Regions from separate parts of the Homo sapiens genome. Here region 2 is linked to region 1. A link is an interaction called in ENCODE POLR2A ChIA-PET data of the cell type or tissue named here. Cell type or tissue: Panc1. All regions are shown on one strand. Links, peaks and the distances in the headings refer to the core of each region. The heading gives the core; the rest is flanking DNA.

What was found. Peaks named below come from ENCODE experiments on the same cell type or tissue, not always from the same donor. Only the 100,000 strongest peaks of a DNase experiment are listed, where the experiment ranks them.
Region 2: POLR2A ChIA-PET joins it to region 1 with 13 read pairs; 3 of 35 experiments call an interaction of 5 or more read pairs at or near these places.

What each region holds. Positions count from the first base shown.
Region 1 is chr15:70,662,395-70,666,788 of GRCh38, forward strand. It overlaps UACA (uveal autoantigen with coiled-coil domains and ankyrin repeats), which reads right to left. Exons shown (of 19, transcript NM_018003.4): 16 at 4,330-4,394; 17 at 2,268-2,420. Among named protein-coding and RNA genes, the nearest start is that of SALRNA2, 29 kb to the left of the region's middle. In Panc1, for the core only: no CTCF peak of the experiment used is centred there; no DNase peak of the experiment used is centred there; H3K27ac peaks cover 92 bases.
Region 2 is chr15:70,793,007-70,797,400 of GRCh38, forward strand. It overlaps the pseudogene RPL29P30. Among named protein-coding and RNA genes, the nearest start is that of UACA, 32 kb to the left of the region's middle. In Panc1, for the core only: no CTCF peak of the experiment used is centred there; a DNase peak (open chromatin) is centred at 2,495; H3K4me3 peaks cover 269 bases; H3K27ac peaks cover 4,000 bases.

The sequences.
Region 1 (4,394 bases), core at 273-4,272:
ATGGGTAGGAAGAATCAATGTCATGAAAATGGCTATACTGCCCAAGGTAATTTATAGATTCAATGCCATCCCCATCAAGCTACCAATGACTTTCTTCACAGAATTGGAAAAAACTACTTTAAAGTTCATATGGAACCAAAAAAGAGCCTGCATCGCCAAGTCAATCCTAAGTCAAAAGAACAAAGCTGGAGGCATCATGCTACCTAACTTCAAACTATACTACAAGGCTACAGTAACCAAAACAGCATGCTACTGGTACCAAAACAGAGATACAGACCAATGGAACAGAACAGAGCCCTCAGAAATAATGCCACATATCTACAACTATCTGATCTTTGACAAACCTGACAAAAACAAGAAATGGGGAAACCATTCCCTATTTAATAAATGGTGCTGGGAAAACTGGCTAGCCATACGCAGAAAGCTGAAACTGGATCCCTTCCTTACACCTTATACAAAAATTAATTCAAGATGGATTAAAGACTTAAATGTTATACCTAAAACCATAAAAACCCTAGAAGAAAACCTAGGCAATACCATTCAGGACATAGGCATGGGCAAGGACTTCATGTCTAAAACACCAAAAGCAATGGCAACAAAAGCCAAAATTGACAAATGGGATCTAATTAAACTAAAGAGCTTCTGCACAGCAAAAGAAACTACCATCAGAGTGAACAGGCAACCTACAGAATGGGAGAACATTTTTGCAATCCACTCATCTGACAAAGGGCTAATATCCAGAATCTACAATGAACTCAAACACATTTACAAGAAAAAAACAACCCCATCAACAAGTGGGCGAAGGATATGAACAGACACTTCTCAAAAGAAGACATTTATGCAGCCAAAAGACACATGAAAAAATGCTCATCATCACTGGCCGTCAGAGAAATGCAAATCAAAACCACAGTGAGATACCATCTCACACCAGTTAGAATGGCAATCATTAAAAAGTCAGGAAACAACAGGTGCTGGAGAGGATGTGGAGAAATAGGAACACTTTTACACTGTTGGTGGGACTGTAAACTAGTTCAACTATTGTGGAAGTCAGTGTGGCGATTCCTCAGGGATCTCAAAGTAGAAATACCATTTGACCCAGCCATCCCATTACTGGGTATATACCCAAAGGATTATAGATCATGCTGCTATAAAGACACATGCTGCTATAAAGACACATATGTTTATTGCGGCACTGTTCACAATAGCAAGGACTTGGAACCAACCCAAATGTCCAACAATGATAGACTGGATTAAGAAAATGTGGCACATATACACCATGGAATACTATGCAGTGATAAAAAAGGATGAGTTCATGTCCTTTGTAGGGACATGGATGAAGCTGGAAACCATCATTCTCAGCAAACTATCGCAACGACAAAAAACCAAACACTGCATGTTCTCACTCATAGGTGGGAACTGAACAGTGAGAACACATGGACACAGGAAGGGGAACATCACACACTGGGGCCTGTTGTGGGGTGGGGGGAGGGGGGAGGGATAGCATTAGGTGATATATCTAATGTTAAATGACGAGTTAATGGGTGCAGCACACCAACATGGTCCATGTATACATATGTAACAAACCTGCACGTTGTGCACATGTACCCTAGAACTTAAAGTATAATAAAAATAATAATAAATGTAAACAAGTAATCAGTTATTATTCTATTTTCTTGATGAGAAAACCAAGAGTTAAAGGGAATGTTCCTTGCCACTTCCTTGTAAGTGGCAGGACTTAGACCAGACCTTCCAACATTAGCTTCTAAATCCAGGCACTTATCCTTCTATATAAGGTATAAAACCATAGGAATGCCTCTTTATTCACAAAGATAAAAGATTATTTTAAAACCTCCTTTAGTTTAGTGGACCAATATTTTAGAGAGCACCCTGCAATGAGAAAGATGCTGGATTTGGAGTCAGCCAGTTCCAGGTTTATACCCCAGCTGAATGACCCCAGGCATCAAATATGTTATTCTTTGTTTCCTTAAGAATTAAATGGAGGGAATAAATCTGCTTTGTGAGATCATGATGAAGATAAAGTTTATAGATAAAGTACGTAAAATGTTTAATATGGTGCCTGGTGTATAGTAGGCATCAAATAAGTATTATTACACCACCAGTATAGGTAACTTTTCGCATATAAAAATAATTATATTCTTGGATCCGAACATAGCTACAGAGCACTTTAATTTCTAAATGAGCCTTACAAACTAACTACAGGGAGCCAGCACATATTCCTGCAAAGCCCCGTGTGCCTGGTTACTCACGGCCAGCTGTTGCTCCAGAGATTTCACTTGGTGCTGCAGAGTGTCAATCAGCTGGCTCTGCCTCTTGGTGGGGTTCCCACTTGTGTAGGTGAGTTGGGAAAGGCCATTGAGTGCCTGTTTTAATCTTTCCACATCATTAAGCAGTTCAGTTATCTTTAAAAAAATGTTGTAGGAGAAATATATTATTCACTTATCATGTACAATGAACATCTTTGTACAGAAATCATTCCTTTTTGGAGACAGAAGCTTTATCTTTATACACCAGAAAATTGAGGTATGAATATTGCCAAGACTGTTACCAAGGATGTATACAATATGTAATTTATAATTAAATCCCTCTCCAGAAATTATTTACAAAAGCAATACCAAATTAAGAATAAATATTACATATATCCTAAGATGTGAGTATAAACATAGTCTTACTTTTAGCTAATATATAAGCATCTACGAAGGCACATGAACTATCTTCCAGGTAACATATGGAACACAGGAAGGGAAGGGGGATTCCCAGCAACAAAGTGTGAAAAGTAAAAGGGTGTGGCCCGTGTAAGTCTAGGATTAACATATGTTCCTTTTTCCTTTCAAGAGTTGTATTATTTAAGACCACTTTGTTGTAGAGAGAAAAAAAACAAGGAGGCTTGTTTATAGGAATAGGAAGTGCCTAGAAACATAGCATTTTTCCACCCTGCTTTAAAGTCAGACAGAGTCAACTTGTATGAGCTTGGCTAATTTACTTTTCTGAGCCTTAGATTCCACATTGGTGAAAGGTGGACAATCTTTCAGAGTTAAGAAAATCAGGTTGGGCACAGTGGCTCACACCTATAGTCCCAACACTTTGGGAGGCTAAGGCAGGAAGATTGTTTAAACTCAGGAATTCAAGACCAGCCTGGGCAATAGAGCAAGATACCATCTCCTCCCCCACAAAATTTTTTATTGAAAAATAATAATAGAAAAAAAACAAAGAAAATGAAATGCAATTACATGCACCCGCTCAATAAATGGCAACAAGTAGATATTAATAATTAACTCTTATATATTACTATATATATTCATAGGTACCTTCTGAACAAGCTTAGAGCATTTAAATTCTCAATCACAGAGATGGTGTGCCAGAGGACAGTATGTACAAGTACTTTCCACTGGGGAGGGCAGTCTGTGTCTGTGTTTACTCCACTGTATCCCCAGCACATGACATGCAGAAGGCATTTAATCATTACATGTTGAATGGATAAAACTGCAGCCAATCTTTATATGTCATATCCATAGTAAAAACTTTATGCAACATCAGTGTCAAAAATATTGTTGAGTACCTATTCTGTAAATTGTACCATGAGAATTAAAGCTAAGATGGAAAGTTAAGTTATAAACCCTGCTCATAAAAACTGATTGGGAAGATCAACTACATAATTCTAACAAGGTAATATAAATGTTTTAAATGGATGGCAAAGCCACAGTAAAACATCCACCTTAGAGGAGGAACTGTTTACTATAGACTAGATTGGACAGTGAGGGCTTTAAGAAGGAGGATAACATGTTAATGAATGTATAGGATTCAACTCAGTAGAAAGGAGGGAAAGGACATTCTGGGTGAGGGGATGTAGACTTTCTAGTCTGTAGAAAGACATGAGCAACAGAACATAAAATGAATTGGAGGGCTCAGTTTACTACTATGGGTGAGTACCGAGATCAACTCTAGATGCTCCCCAGTGTTCTTGGTTTCTTGCAGCCCAGAAAGAGAGCTTCCCCACCACCCTCTTCCCCATCTTTCATATGCCACAAACCCACTGGCTTTTGACTCTTCATGTATGAGACAAGTGAGCCTTAAGTCTCCCCATCGTTCCTGAATTCTTGGCTAGAACAGCTAAAGAAACAGAAGGAAAAATGCTTTTGACTTTTGTGTTACTTCACTTTTTTTTTCAATTCGGAATTTTTGCACGCAAGTTGCTAAACTGGAAAGGGTCACTTTGTTAATACCTGTGTCTACTTTCCTGTGAGATTCTGTGGTAAAGAGCACTGCTCTGGGGTTTCCAACACATAGCCGTGCAGACTACTTTGTACCTACCTTATTATCTTTTGCTTCTATTTGTTTAGCAGATTCTTGTATTCTTCTTTGTAACTCTGTGATTG
Region 2 (4,394 bases), core at 249-4,248, 130 kb after region 1:
GTAATTCTAAATGTCATTACAGATTTAGGCATGAGGATGCTTATCATTGAGTTGTATAACTACAAAAACTGGAAGCAACTTACACTTCCAGAACAGAGGAATGGTGAAGAAGTCATGGCATGTTGAAATGATGAAATATTGTGTTAACAAATGGTGTTCGACAGTTTGAAATAGAGACTTAGAGAACACTTATTTCGAAAAATGGTAAGTCAAGAATATGAGACACAAAATTAGGCCGAGCGTGGTGGCTCAAGCCTGTAATCCCAGCACTTTGGGAGGCTGAGGCGGGCGGATCACCTGAGGTCAGGAATTTGAGAACAGCCTGGCTAACATGGCAAAACCCCGCCTCCACTAAAAATGCAAAAATTAGCTGGGTGTGGTGGTGCATGCCTGTAATCCCAGCTACTTGGGAGGCTGAGACAGGAGAATCCCTTGAACCCATGAGGCAGAGGTTGTAGTGATCTGAGATCTTGCCACTGCACTCCAGCCTGGGCAACAGAGTGAGACTCCGTCTCAAAACACACAAAAAACAAGAAAAAAAAGAAAAAGAAAAAAGAAAACTCACAGGGCAGGAGACCCTACCAGGAAGATAATTGTGGGGCTCCCCTAGAAGCTCTTCACCCGTATGGGTAACCCTGAAGAGATGGAACATGTGCACACTCATTAGTGGATCCATGACCTGCCAAAGTGGCCCAGGCAGAAGGTGCTCTGCTGTGCTTGTCACTAAATTTAGACTACAGGTGGCAGGAAGGGCACAGGAGGAAGGATTAAAGATCCAAGAGGGCGGCTGCTTAGGACGTTTTAGGAACCTAAATCTGGGTTGTGCTGTTGAGTGGAAACACCAGTTCCAGACATCCCAGCCAGCTGGTGTGGCACTGTTTGTCCTGAGAACTGGAGGTGAACACTCCCTTGTCCACACAAATACCCAGCCTGCGCACCACCAGCAGGAGTCTGCTGAGACCAGGAGCCAACTGGCCAGGCAACCCCACTAGAGACTCTCGGAGTGCTCTGCTTGCTCTTGTAGGCTGGCTGATCCCAGCTGCTGGGAAGTCAGATCCCACGGGCAGACGTTGCAGGCAGCCTGGACAAAGCCTGGGAAACACCTAAGAGAACTTCCCTTCATTCAAACATCTGGCATAGAGGTGAAGTGTGAGGGCTCTGGAGTGAGAGCCCTCACACTATTGTCTTCCAGCTCTTCTACTAACAAGGCTGGAGGATAAACCTTAGATAAGCTGCTTGATTGCCTCACTTTCCCCAGTTAGCATGGAACCTTGGACCTGACATATGGTGGATGCTTGACAAATGCTGTCGAATGAAGGACAAAGAGTAGGATAGGGTGGGCCTCATCAAGCAGACCCCTGAGGTAGGTTCACAGGGGCTTCTCCCCTTTGGGAAGAGACACATGGTGTGTCATGCATGGTTCCCTGCTCTCCCACACCCCTTCACCGCTCAACTAAGAGGGAATCTCCTTCTATCCATGCAGGCATGTTTCTGGCTTTCCTCTTGGTGGGCAGGCACACATCCACAATCTAGGCCACAATTAGGCATGGCTCAGTTTTGTCAGGGTTTGGGGCTGCAGAGTCCTCACCATCGGTTGGTGGGAGCTTCTTTCCTACATCGGTCTCACAATCTTGCTTCCTCTAACATATTTCCATCTTAGCCACAATGTTATTATATTATCTTTAAGAATGTAGGAAAACCCTCCCCGCTAATTCCCACCACCCCTACTCTGCCTCTGGTCACAGGCGATGGAGTCCAGGCTTGAGCCAAATGTAACCAGCCCGCAAGGGTCAAGAGGGCCCCAGGGGGGCTTAAACATACAAGGAAAAAATAAGAGCACACCAAGGCCCTCCCAAGGGGCAGCCGAGAGAATGTTGAAGCCCACGCAGAAGTTCTTTAACAATTGAGAGGGGGTGGGAGAGCCTCCCTCAAGGGTGACTGAGAAGGATAAATAGGAAAACCAGCATTCAAAGGAGAGGATGAGGGAATGGAGGCTATCCCCAAACACCCAGGGTGAGTGGTTACACGAGATCTCACAGTTCACCCACAGCTCTCTCTCATTCTAAATCTCTCTGTGACCTCTGAAGCTACAAGTTTCTCTACTTTTAACCTCTTGAGCAGAGACAGAGGCATGTCAGGCGTGAACCACAGTAACCAGCTCACGATGGAAATTCAAGGAGAGGGAAACATCTCACAAATTGCTGCCCGGGCTTTGTGGGTGGAGGGGCTGAGGGAGGGTGGGGATGGGAGATGGGGTTTATCCACCAGCTGATCAAGCCTACCAGCAGCAAGTCCTCCGGGTGTTGGGGATTTGGGGGCTTCTTCCCAGGCCAGTGTAGCTAATTTAAGTCATCTGTGTGCCGAAATTCAGTTAAAATGGAGTTTTAGCAGAATTCTTCATGTGGATGCTGTGGTTAAACAGAAATTCCTTTTCAATGATGTTTGAACAGTGAGTCAAAATAAGGCCAGTAATAAGCTAGTGATGAGTAACTCCAGGACAGAGCAAGACCTGGGTGGAGAGGATGTTTATATGGAGCACACGGGCCAAAGTAGAAGGGAAATGATTCCTTCTCCAGGTCTCTTAGCAGGAGGTGGCCTCCTGCTCTCCTCCCACCCACCCCTGTTCTATAGGGATTATTGTTTCCTTACAGAATTCCTGAGCCTGACTGAACTTCAATGATCATAGTCAAGGATCTGTCTTTTTCAACATAAAATTTCTTTTATCGCTTTTTCTTATTAAAAAGTACCACTGCTCCACAGGCGCGGTGGCTCATGCCTGTAATCCCAGCACTTTGGGAGGCCGAGGTAGGTGGATCACTTGAGGTCAGGAATTCAAGACCAGCCTGGACAACATGGTGAAAGCCCATCTCTATTAATAATACAAAAAATTAGCTGGGGGTGGTGGTGCGCACCTGTAATCTCAGCTACTCGGGAGGAGAGAATCTCTTGAACCTGGGAGGCAGAGGTTGCAGTGAGCTGAGATTGAACCACTGCACTCCAGCCTGGGCTACAGAGGAAGACTTCATCTCAAAAAAAAAAAAAAAAAAAAAAAAAAAAAAAAAAAGGATTACTGCTCATTACAGAAAAATCAGAAAATACTAATACAAGTAAAAAGAAGAAATGTTAAAGTATTCATAATCTCTCTTAAACATCACTATTAATGCCACTTTAGATTATTAGTATGCCTTCCTAGGTAAACATATATATATGTAACATATTTGGGTATATATAAAATATATGATACACACAAATGCACTTTTTTCCAAGAAAAACAGGTCTGTCCTGTAGTATGGCTTTGTGCTGTATTTCTCCTCTTTTACCTAACATTTCCTGTGGCTGTAGATACATTTGACAGCATCATTTAGTGGCTGCATATTTTCCTACCACCTGAAGTACTAAGTTGATTTAGCCAGTTCCCTGTTGTTGGACACTTAGGTTGTTGCAACTTTTTCTCGATTATAATTGTAATGAACATCCATGCAGCTAAATCTTTGCATAAATTATTTTTTTTCATGCCTCAGGTTTATTTGTACAAATAGCACAGGAGGACACCAGCCCCATGCCGATGGCAGCCCGGGGGGGTCGCACCAGTCCTTCTGTCCTCACGTTGGCAGACAGAGATCTCTACTCTGAAGCCTTTGTAGGGGGACTGGGCACCTTTGGGAGCCTGAGCTGGAACTGAAGCCGGAGCTGCAGCCTGGGCCTTGGTTTGATCCTTGGCCTTGGCCTTTGGCCGGCACAGCCTGAGCGCCTTGGCAATGCGGGCACAAGCATGCTTCCCAAGCTTGGGGTAGCCAGTGTAGGCAAGCTGATTGAGCTTGCGGCTGACACCCTTTGGGATCTTGGGCTTAACCTCCTTGGGCTTTACGAGGGCCTTGATAGCCTTGGCACGTGCACTCATGGCCTTGGCACTGTTGGCCTGCATCTTCTTTAGGCCCTTCTTGCTGTGCTTCTTGGCAAAGGGCATGTTCCTCAGGAATTTGGGATCCACCCCCTTTAGAGACACCGATCTTTGTGACTGAGGTTTCTTGATACCATTTCTGTGCCGTTTTTGGAACTGGTCATGTGTGTTGTGGTTCTTGGACTTGGCCATGTCTGCACCGTAAGCCATGGCTCCCAAAGCTCCTAGAACCAGAAGAGCTTGCATAAATTCTTAACCCTTTCATTGGATAAATTCCCAGAAGTTAAATTGCTAAAGCTCCTTCATATTTATATGTTGGGAAAAATAAACCCAGACATTGGCCTAAAACACTGAATTAACACTAAAAGGTTACCACCCTTCAGTGGGGAGTTGGACAACCCATGCCAATGAGCTCCAGGGGCCGTGCTATTTGCTCTGTACAAGGAAGAGACTCTCCATCCTCATGTGACTGTTGCAGTTACCAGCTGTGAAA